2 separate regions of the Homo sapiens genome follow, and region 1 is linked to region 2. Evidence: chromatin loops called from intact Hi-C (ENCODE). Cell type or tissue: PC-9. All regions are shown on one strand. Links, peaks and the distances in the headings refer to the core of each region. The heading gives the core; the rest is flanking DNA. Region 1 overlaps MELK (maternal embryonic leucine zipper kinase). Region 2 overlaps GNE (glucosamine (UDP-N-acetyl)-2-epimerase/N-acetylmannosamine kinase).

Evidence for each region. Hi-C counts contacts between places; a loop is a spot of excess contacts. Peaks named below come from ENCODE experiments on the same cell type or tissue, not always from the same donor. Only the 100,000 strongest peaks of a DNase experiment are listed, where the experiment ranks them.
Region 1: it touches region 2 in a loop (7-fold over the local background); 1 of 110 quality-filtered maps calls a loop at or near these places.

What each region holds. Positions count from the first base shown.
Region 1 is chr9:36,652,511-36,656,911 of GRCh38, reverse strand. All of the region lies in intron 12 of MELK (maternal embryonic leucine zipper kinase), which reads right to left. Among named protein-coding and RNA genes, the nearest start is that of MELK, 82 kb to the right of the region's middle. In PC-9, for the core only: no CTCF peak of the experiment used is centred there; no DNase peak of the experiment used is centred there.
Region 2 is chr9:36,245,693-36,250,093 of GRCh38, reverse strand. It overlaps GNE (glucosamine (UDP-N-acetyl)-2-epimerase/N-acetylmannosamine kinase), which reads left to right. Exons shown (of 12, transcript NM_005476.7): 2 at 697-902; 3 at 3,612-4,063. The coding sequence starts at 739. Among named protein-coding and RNA genes, the nearest start is that of GNE, 11 kb to the left of the region's middle. In PC-9, for the core only: a CTCF peak has its summit at 1,878; no DNase peak of the experiment used is centred there; H3K27ac peaks cover 770 bases.

The DNA.
Region 1 (4,401 bases), core at 263-4,262, 410 kb before region 2:
CCCATGGTGGCTCATGCCTGTAATCCCAGCACTTTGGAAGGCTGACACAGGTGGATCACTTAAGCTCAGGCGTTGGAGCCAGTCTGGGCAACACGGTGAAACCCCATCTCTACAAAAAATAGAAATTAGCCAGGCATGTGCCTGTAGGCCCAGGTACTTGGGAGGCTTAGGTGGGAGGATCACTTGAGTCCACCAGGTGGAGGTTACAACAAGCAGAAATTGTGCCACTGCACTCCAGCCTGGGTAATACAGCGAGACTCTGTCTAAAAAAAAAAGAAAGAAAAAAAAAGAAAAGGTAGAGTAAAAACATGGTATTATAATTTTATGGGACCACCATCATAAATGCAGTCCAACGTTGTCTTTATGCAGCACAAAACTGTATTCCAGGCATAGGGCAAGGCCCTGGAAACAAAAATGAATAGGAGACACTATATTGAAGGAGCTGACCATCCAGTACAGAAAAAGGAAGTCAGAAAATTTCAGTTCAAATTATCAGAAAGGAAAACCTCCGACTCTCAAATAATATGTCTTGCAACATTCTTATGTTATATAGCATACTACTTTTCATTATCACATAATCACTATAATACCAGACAACTCTACTGCAAATTTACAAATAAAAAGATCTGACAAAGTAGAAGATGGAGGGGAAACAACTTCGAAATATAGGTTTCTTCTTTGTAAGAATATACAGGGTAGTGAATAATTTCTACCAGGAAGAAAATTAGCCTTATGAAGGATCTCCTAGGGATAGGACATTTGGGGTCTTGCGCTAACAACGCCACCAAAATAACTTCTGTTCTTTCATTCTTCCTCCTCTATAAACTAAGGGTATACTAATTATACCCTGAATTCAAGACTGTGGGTGTACTTGGAGTTTTTATTTCTCCTTCCTTCCTTTTCCCTCGATATATTGTTAATCTAGCCAAGCAATTTTACTTGAATTTCTTATATCTCATCCTTTTTTTCCCAAAGTCTCACTGCCACTATCCTAGATCAAGGACAAATCTTCTCATACCTAGACTATTCAAACAGACAATATTGTCTCTACCACTAATCTTTCCACTGTCTCAACCAAGGATGACAGAGTTCTCCAGGATTACCAATTACTGTCATTTGGAACTGGATGCATGGAGAGCTAGGCTGAGAAAAATCCTAAAGCTAAGTCTAGGCTTGGTGGGGAGAAGTACAGTGCTGTACGAATGACGGCTGTCATGGGTACTCCAGTAGGGACTAATAGCACACATATCACCCCTGACTAAACAATCGTATACACCACTGGATTAATTTTTCAAAATCATGTTCATTTCTCTCTCTCTTGCTCACAAATCAATGGCTCCTCATTAACTATTGAACAAAGTCTAAAATTCTGATGTGCATTTTCAGGTTCTCTACTATCTGGCTCTTGTCCACCCTTCCAGCTCACTTGCGTTCTCTCTCTCTCTCTCTCTCTCTCTCCCCCTACTTGAACTCTTCTTTTTTAACACAAGTCCAGCCACTGTCAACAGAATACATCAAGCAAAATTAGGTGCCCCTGCTTTTGCTGATTCCATTTATCTTGCCCTGAATGTTGTGCCACTTCTTTTCCATCTTTCTAACCTTGACTGTTGGTCCAGTTTGGATCCCATGGTGATCATTCCTGTCCTCTAAAGCTCCCCAGGACACCTCTGGCCACTTCTCTGGCCCCCATCATCTACTATGATGCAGTATTATCTATGTATATATATGTCTTGACTCTTAGAGAACAAGTATTATACTTTACACAGATATGTTTCCCAGCAGCCCAGCATGGGGCCTGAAAATGCTAATGACACTGATGATGATGACGTGGTTATTTGTGATTCTTGGATCAGTCTGTACTGCTGTTTCACTGAAAGGGCCACCTATTGATTGATTGATCGATCATGATTACTTACTTTCTTATAAACAACACCCCAGAGAAAAGGGATAATTCTATCAAGGGGAAGAACAGTACAACCAGACTATGTGACTTGCTTCGTGTCTCAATAATTTGCATAAAGATTAGAAGCGAACCCAAAATTTGATTTCTATTTCACTTCTTGTTACTAAAATGTCTCTTGATCTGCCATAAAATTGATTCAATAATATGACTTTGCAAATAATTAAATTATTAGTTAAATGTTCATTAGGGAGTAGATGGAAGATAAGAGTAAATATATTTCCAGGTCTTTTCCACTTACAACTCATATAAGCAGATCAATTGAGACCAGGCCAATTCAGATATAAGAAAATCCAGGCCGGGTGTGGTGGTTCACGCTTGTGTTCCCAGCACTTTGGGAGGCTGAGGCAGGTGGATCATCTGAGGTCTGGAGTTCGAGACCAGCCTGACCAACATGGTGAAATCCCATCTCTACTAAAAATACAAAAATTAGATAGGTGTGGTGGCACACACCTGTAATCCCAGCTACTCGGGACAATGAGGCAGGAGAATCACTTGAACCCAGGAGGCGGAGGTTGCAGCGAGCCAAGACCACACTACTGCACTCCAGCCTGGGCAACAAAGCAAGACTCTGTCTCAAAAAAAAAAAAAAAAAAAAAAAAGACAATCCAATGTCTCAGGAAAATGTCTCAGGCCCCTTAACTGAGGTGTCGTAAATTTTAAAATTTAGTGAAAGTGATTTTTCTAAGCATAGAGGTATACGTATCTAATAGCTTTCTCCAATTACCTTGAGCAGATGCAAAATTCAGGGTTTTGCATTTTCCTGGACCCAGATGTGTTACTTGCACCTGAAAGTTTAAAGGGTTTGGCAGTGTGGGTGGGATGAGGGATTGGCTGATTCAAGGAGCCCATGTGCAAAAGAGCTGCCTAGGCACAGAATATTTACCAGCCATTAAAACTCTCCAACAACAGACTAGAAAACCATGCAGGATATCTCCCTTCAGAGATTTCTTTACACAACAGCCAGTGCACTGACCAACTAGGGAGGGAAAAAGAGGGGCAGGTTAGTTCTGGCAGTGACATAAGACCCACTATACCTGTAGCACATGACTGATGAGTACCAAAAGGAGATCTAAATGAGATAGATATTAAAGGAATTTGAGGGAGGGGGAATTCAACAAAAGATCATAAAAGAGGTGGCATTTTAACATTTTTTGTTTTTTTTTTACAGTTTTGAGGCCTATAAAGGGGAAAAAAACCAAACTTTCATCCACACAGTCAATTGTGTTATCTTGGATTTCATAAACAGGGCCAACCAACTACCTTTCTCTGAGGATGAGGTACAATTTCCTAGTGCTAAGATTATTTACATTGCAACCTGAATTAATCTGAGGGAAGATGACATTACAAAGTTCCATACCCATCTGGCAAAGTATTTGGATAGCTGAATTTTAAGCCATGGGAAATACAAAGAATCACACAAAACAAGGACTAACACAAGCATTTAGGAATGACATGGTGCCTCTATGTATGTAAGCTTCTTCACCATTTTAAATGTCCATGACAGGCCAGGTGCAGTCACTCATGCCAATAATCCCAGCACTTTGGGAGGCAAAGGAGGGAGGACTGCTTGAGCCCAGGTGTTCAAGACCAGCCTGGGCAACATAGCTGGACTCCATTTCTATAGAAAATTAAAAATTAGCCAGGTGTGGTGGCACACACCTGTAATCCCAGCTACTAGGGAGGCTGAGGCAGGAGGATTGCTTGAGCCTGGAAGGTTAAGGCTGCAGTGAGCCATGATCACACCACTGTACTCCAGCCAGGACAACAAAGCAAGACTTTGTTTCAAAAAATAAAACAAAAAAATTTTTTAAAGTCCATGACAAAACTGAGACAAAGACAGTGAAGTAGAGAAAAATAATTTGGTTATAACAAACACTAATCAACATGCTCCATTTCAGTATGAAAATTTTAAAAGAAACAAAAACCTAAACCCTTAACATAAATATGAAAATATTTATCAAAATGTTTCATGTCATATAAAGTATTATATATTCCATATCACAGATCTTACTCCCAACAATTTTTTTGTTCTCTGCAATTCAATAATGTGTCCTTTAAAAGTACTTGAATGCGTGTAAAAGTATGCTTTAAAAAAAAGACTGGAAAGACACAATAAATATTAACTACATCCTCCACAGGTAGTTGGTTTATAGGTAAATTCTATTTTCCTTTTAGCTCATCTGTGGCTTAAGCATTTTCTTTTTTTTTTTTTTTTTTTTGAGACAGAGTCTTGCTCTGTCGCCCAGGCTGGAGTGCAATGGCGCAATCTCAGCTCACTGTAACCTCCGCCTCTCGGGTTCAAGCGATTCTCCTGCCTCATCCTCCCAAGTAGCTGGGACTACAGGCACTCATCACCACGCCTGGCTAATTTTTGTATTTTTAGTACAGACGGGGTTTCACCATATTGGCCAGGCTGGTGTCAAACTCCTGACCTTGTG
Region 2 (4,401 bases), core at 329-4,328:
GATTTTGCAACAACCTACTATGTTGGGCTCATCTGTGAGTTATGGCAAGTAATTTTTAATAATAAAGAGCTGATATTTCCTCACCTTTTAAACAAGAGCTGATTTATATCACTCCTTCTTAATGGCATTCCAGTGTGTTTTCTTGAGTGTGAGAGGATGGGGTGGTGTTACAGTTAGTTTGCTGGAGTTTCTTCTTCTTTTTTTTTTTTTGAGATGGAGTCTCGCTCTGTCACCCAGGCTGGAGTGTGGTGGTGCGATCTCAGCTCACTGCAAGCTCCGCCTCCTGGGTTCACGCCATTCTTCTGCCTCAACCTCCCGAGTAGCTGGGACTACAGGTACCCGCCACCACGCCCAGCTAATTTTTTTTTTTGTATTTTTTAGTAGAGACGGGGTTTCACCACGTTAGCCAGGATGGTCTTGATCTCCTGACCTCGTGATCTGCCCACCTCGGCCTCCCAAAGTGCTGGGATTACAGGCGTAAGCCACCACTCCCAGCCTTGGAGTTTCTTAACTCTGGATATACCAATGGGAGAGTCACACATAAGTGGAGGTGCAAAAAAAGATTAAGAATCACTGTACTAAATAGTGGTTAAGGACTTGAAACTGAAAATTTCTATTTCTGATTTAGAGAAGTTTAAAGTTTAGTTATATCTAGGAGTTATTCTGATTATAAAGTTTTTATTTTGGCAATTTCAGGAACTCTATTTTAAGAACCTCTCAAAACGAAACAAGCAAATCATGGAGAAGAATGGAAATAACCGAAAGCTGCGGGTTTGTGTTGCTACTTGTAACCGTGCAGATTATTCTAAACTTGCCCCGATCATGTTTGGCATTAAAACCGAACCTGAGTTCTTTGAACTTGATGTTGTGGTACTTGGCTCTCACCTGATAGATGACTATGGGTAAGATGAAAGCATTTTCTTATTCTTCATTGCAACAGTGTGCTAGAAGGAGCTTGGGTTTTGTAGCCATATGGGCCCAGCTTCAAATTCCTGTTCTGCTGCTTAGTTTTTATGTGGCCTTAGAGTAGTCACTTAGCATCTCTGAGCCTCAGTTTCCTCATTATATAATGTAGTGAAAACTTATATTGTAAATTATTGTGAGGAATGGAGATCATGATATAGAGCATCCATCACAATGATGCCGCTTAGTAGATGATTGATAAATGGTAGCTATAAATAATATTACTGTTTGTTATTAGTTGTTACATTCAAACAAATGCCACTTATAAATACATATTGTATGAGTATAATAATGTGATTCCATGTAAACTGTTTTGTGAGCTGTAATGGCAATCTTTAAAACTGGTTTATAGGCCAACAGCATATAAAGTAGTAGATATGGAACAAGATTTTAAAAATCTAATCTGCAAGGTAAAGTAGAGAGTTACATTACTGTCACCATTGACATTTATTTTGCTGACATTAGGTTTGTTATTAATCACAGGCTACATTTAAAAAGTGAAAGTTGGGCCGGGCACGGTGGCACATGCCTATAATCCCAGCACTCTGGGGGGCTGAGGTGGGTGGATCACCTGAGGTCAGGAATTTGAGACCAGCCTGGCCAACATGGTGAAACCCTATCTCTACGAAAAATACAAAAAAAAAAAAAATTAGCCAGTTGTGGTGGCGCATGCCCGTAGTCCTAGCTACTCGGGAGGCTGAGGCAGGAGAATCACTTGAACCCGGGAGGCGGAGGTTGCAATGAGCTGAGATCACACCACTGCACTCCAGCCTGGGCAACAAGAGTGAGACTCCGTCTCAAAAAAAAAAAAAGCAAAGGTTGAATAATCTGAGAGAACAAGGCGTATTACATACATCTTGATGTATGTAATAAAAAGTCATTTAGTGCACCCTTGTGGCATGAATATATTAATGCAGTCTCCAAAGAGGATCACAAATACAATACTGTATCTGAAAGAACCTTGCGTTAAAATAAAATTGTCCTTTTCAGACTATTCTTTAAAAACAAGGTGGGAATTCGCTACTAGGAAATACTTAAAGAGTAGAGAAGAAACTTAATGGATAGCTCAGGGATCCACAGATTTTTTTTTTTTTTTTTTTTTTTGAGACGGAGTTTTGCTCTTGTTGCCCAGGCTGGAGTGCAGTGGCGTGATCTCGGCTCACTGCAACTTCCACCTCCCGGGTTCAAGTGATTCTCCTGCCTTAGCCTTCCGAGTAGCTGGGATTACAGGCATGCGCCACCATGCCCGGCTAATTTTGTATTTTTAGTAGAGACGGGGTTTCTCCATGTTGGTCAGGCTGGTCTCAAACTCCCAACCTCAGGTGATCCACCTGCCTCCGCCTCCCAAAGTGCTGGGATTACAGGTGTGAGCCACTGCGTCCGTCCAGATTTTTTTTTAATATAAAATGAATTCTGGCTATTTAGGAGCATCCTCTCAGTAGAACAGAAATTTTAGCTAGAGCCTGAGATGAAAGTTTGAGTGGGTTCTTTTACTGCTCTGAGAAAGCTTTGACAGGAAGACTAGTGGAAGAGAGGCTCTCAGGGAAATGGTAGTAGGTTTTTTATCTGCCTACCACAGTTACCAAGGGTGGAAGAATAGTGTTTATCTGATGAGACCGTTAAATAGGAAATTTGACTAGTACTTAATGAAAATGCATGTTTAAGGTACATTCTAACACAAGAAATTGGTTGCTTCTTGGGAGAAGAATTGGATGACTGGGAGACAAAAGTGAGAGACTTTTCACCATGAAATGTTTTCTTAAAGAAAAAAGGTTTGGCCAGGCACGGTGGCTCACACCTGTAATCCCAGCACTTTGGGAGGACGAGGCGGGCGGATCACGAGGTCAAGAGATTGAGACCATCCTGGCCAACATGGTGAAACCCTGTCTCTACTAAAAATACAAAAATTAGCTGGGCGTGATGGCACACGCCTGTAGTCCCAGCTACTCGGGAGGCTGAGGCAGGAGAATCGCTTGAACCTGGGAGGTGGAGGTTGCAGTGAGTCAAGATCGCACCACTGCACCCCAGCCTGGGCGACAGAGCGAGACTCTGTCTCAAAAAAATAAAAAAAAGGGTAAAAAACATTTTCCCCTAAGTGTATATAAAAAGTGCTGACCACTGTTAAAAGTTTAGTCTCTTTCTTCCTAATAAAAAAATTCTCTGGCCGGGTGCAGTCGCTCACGCGTGTAATCCCAGCACTTTGGTAGGTCAAGGTGGGTGGATCACCTGAGGTCAGGAGTTCAAGACCAGCCTGGCCAACATGGCAAAACCCCATCTGTACTAAAAATAGAAAAATTAGCTGGGTGTGGTGGTACATGCCTGTAATCCCAGCTACGCAGGAGGCTGAGGCAGGAGAATCGCTTGAACCCGGGAGGCAGAAGTTGCAGTGAGCCTAGATCGCGCTACTGCACTCCAGCCTGGGCAACAGAGCAAGACTTCATCTCAAAAAAAAAAAAAAAAAAAAAAAAAAGAATCTTAATCAGGCTGTTTACACTTATGGTCTATGCTTTTTATGTTTGTAAGTTATACTTCAATTTATTTATTTTAATGTTTCTCACTTCAGAGTTGGTGTTAGATTGCTTTTCTTGCATGTTACGGCTCTGTGTTTAAGAACATGTTCTTATATCTTTATTTCTCCCCGGCTTTAGAAATACATATCGAATGATTGAACAAGATGACTTTGACATTAACACCAGGCTACACACAATTGTGAGGGGAGAAGATGAGGCAGCCATGGTGGAGTCAGTAGGCCTGGCCCTAGTGAAGCTGCCAGATGTCCTTAATCGCCTGAAGCCTGATATCATGATTGTTCATGGAGACAGGTTTGATGCCCTGGCTCTGGCCACATCTGCTGCCTTGATGAACATCCGAATCCTTCACATTGAAGGTGGGGAAGTCAGTGGGACCATTGATGACTCTATCAGACATGCCATAACAAAACTGGCTCATTATCATGTGTGCTGCACCCGCAGTGCAGAGCAGCACCTGATATCCATGTGTGAGGACCATGATCGCATCCTTTTGGCAGGCTGCCCTTCCTATGACAAACTTCTCTCAGCCAAGAACAAAGACTACATGAGCATCATTCGCATGTGGCTAGGTACGTATCTCAGACTTTAGTCAGTCTAATGGCTGTTTTTGTCAGAAAATGTTCCGTCTATTTCAATCCTTTTGGAAACTATTATGGATAGAATACTCTGTTAGCAATGAGAAGGCCAAGGTTTTAGTTCATAGACCTTGCCCTGTGGTATGACTTTACCTCTCTGAGGTTTACCTTTTCTGTAAAATAGGCTTAGTGGATTGAGTTTTAAAAATCTCTGCTATATTTATAGAATGGAATGCTTTTAATCCATTAAATATATTAGTTATAAGAACGATCCTAATATGTCAAAAGGGGGAGCTATAAAATTATAAGTGTAATATGCCATTTCATTTTAT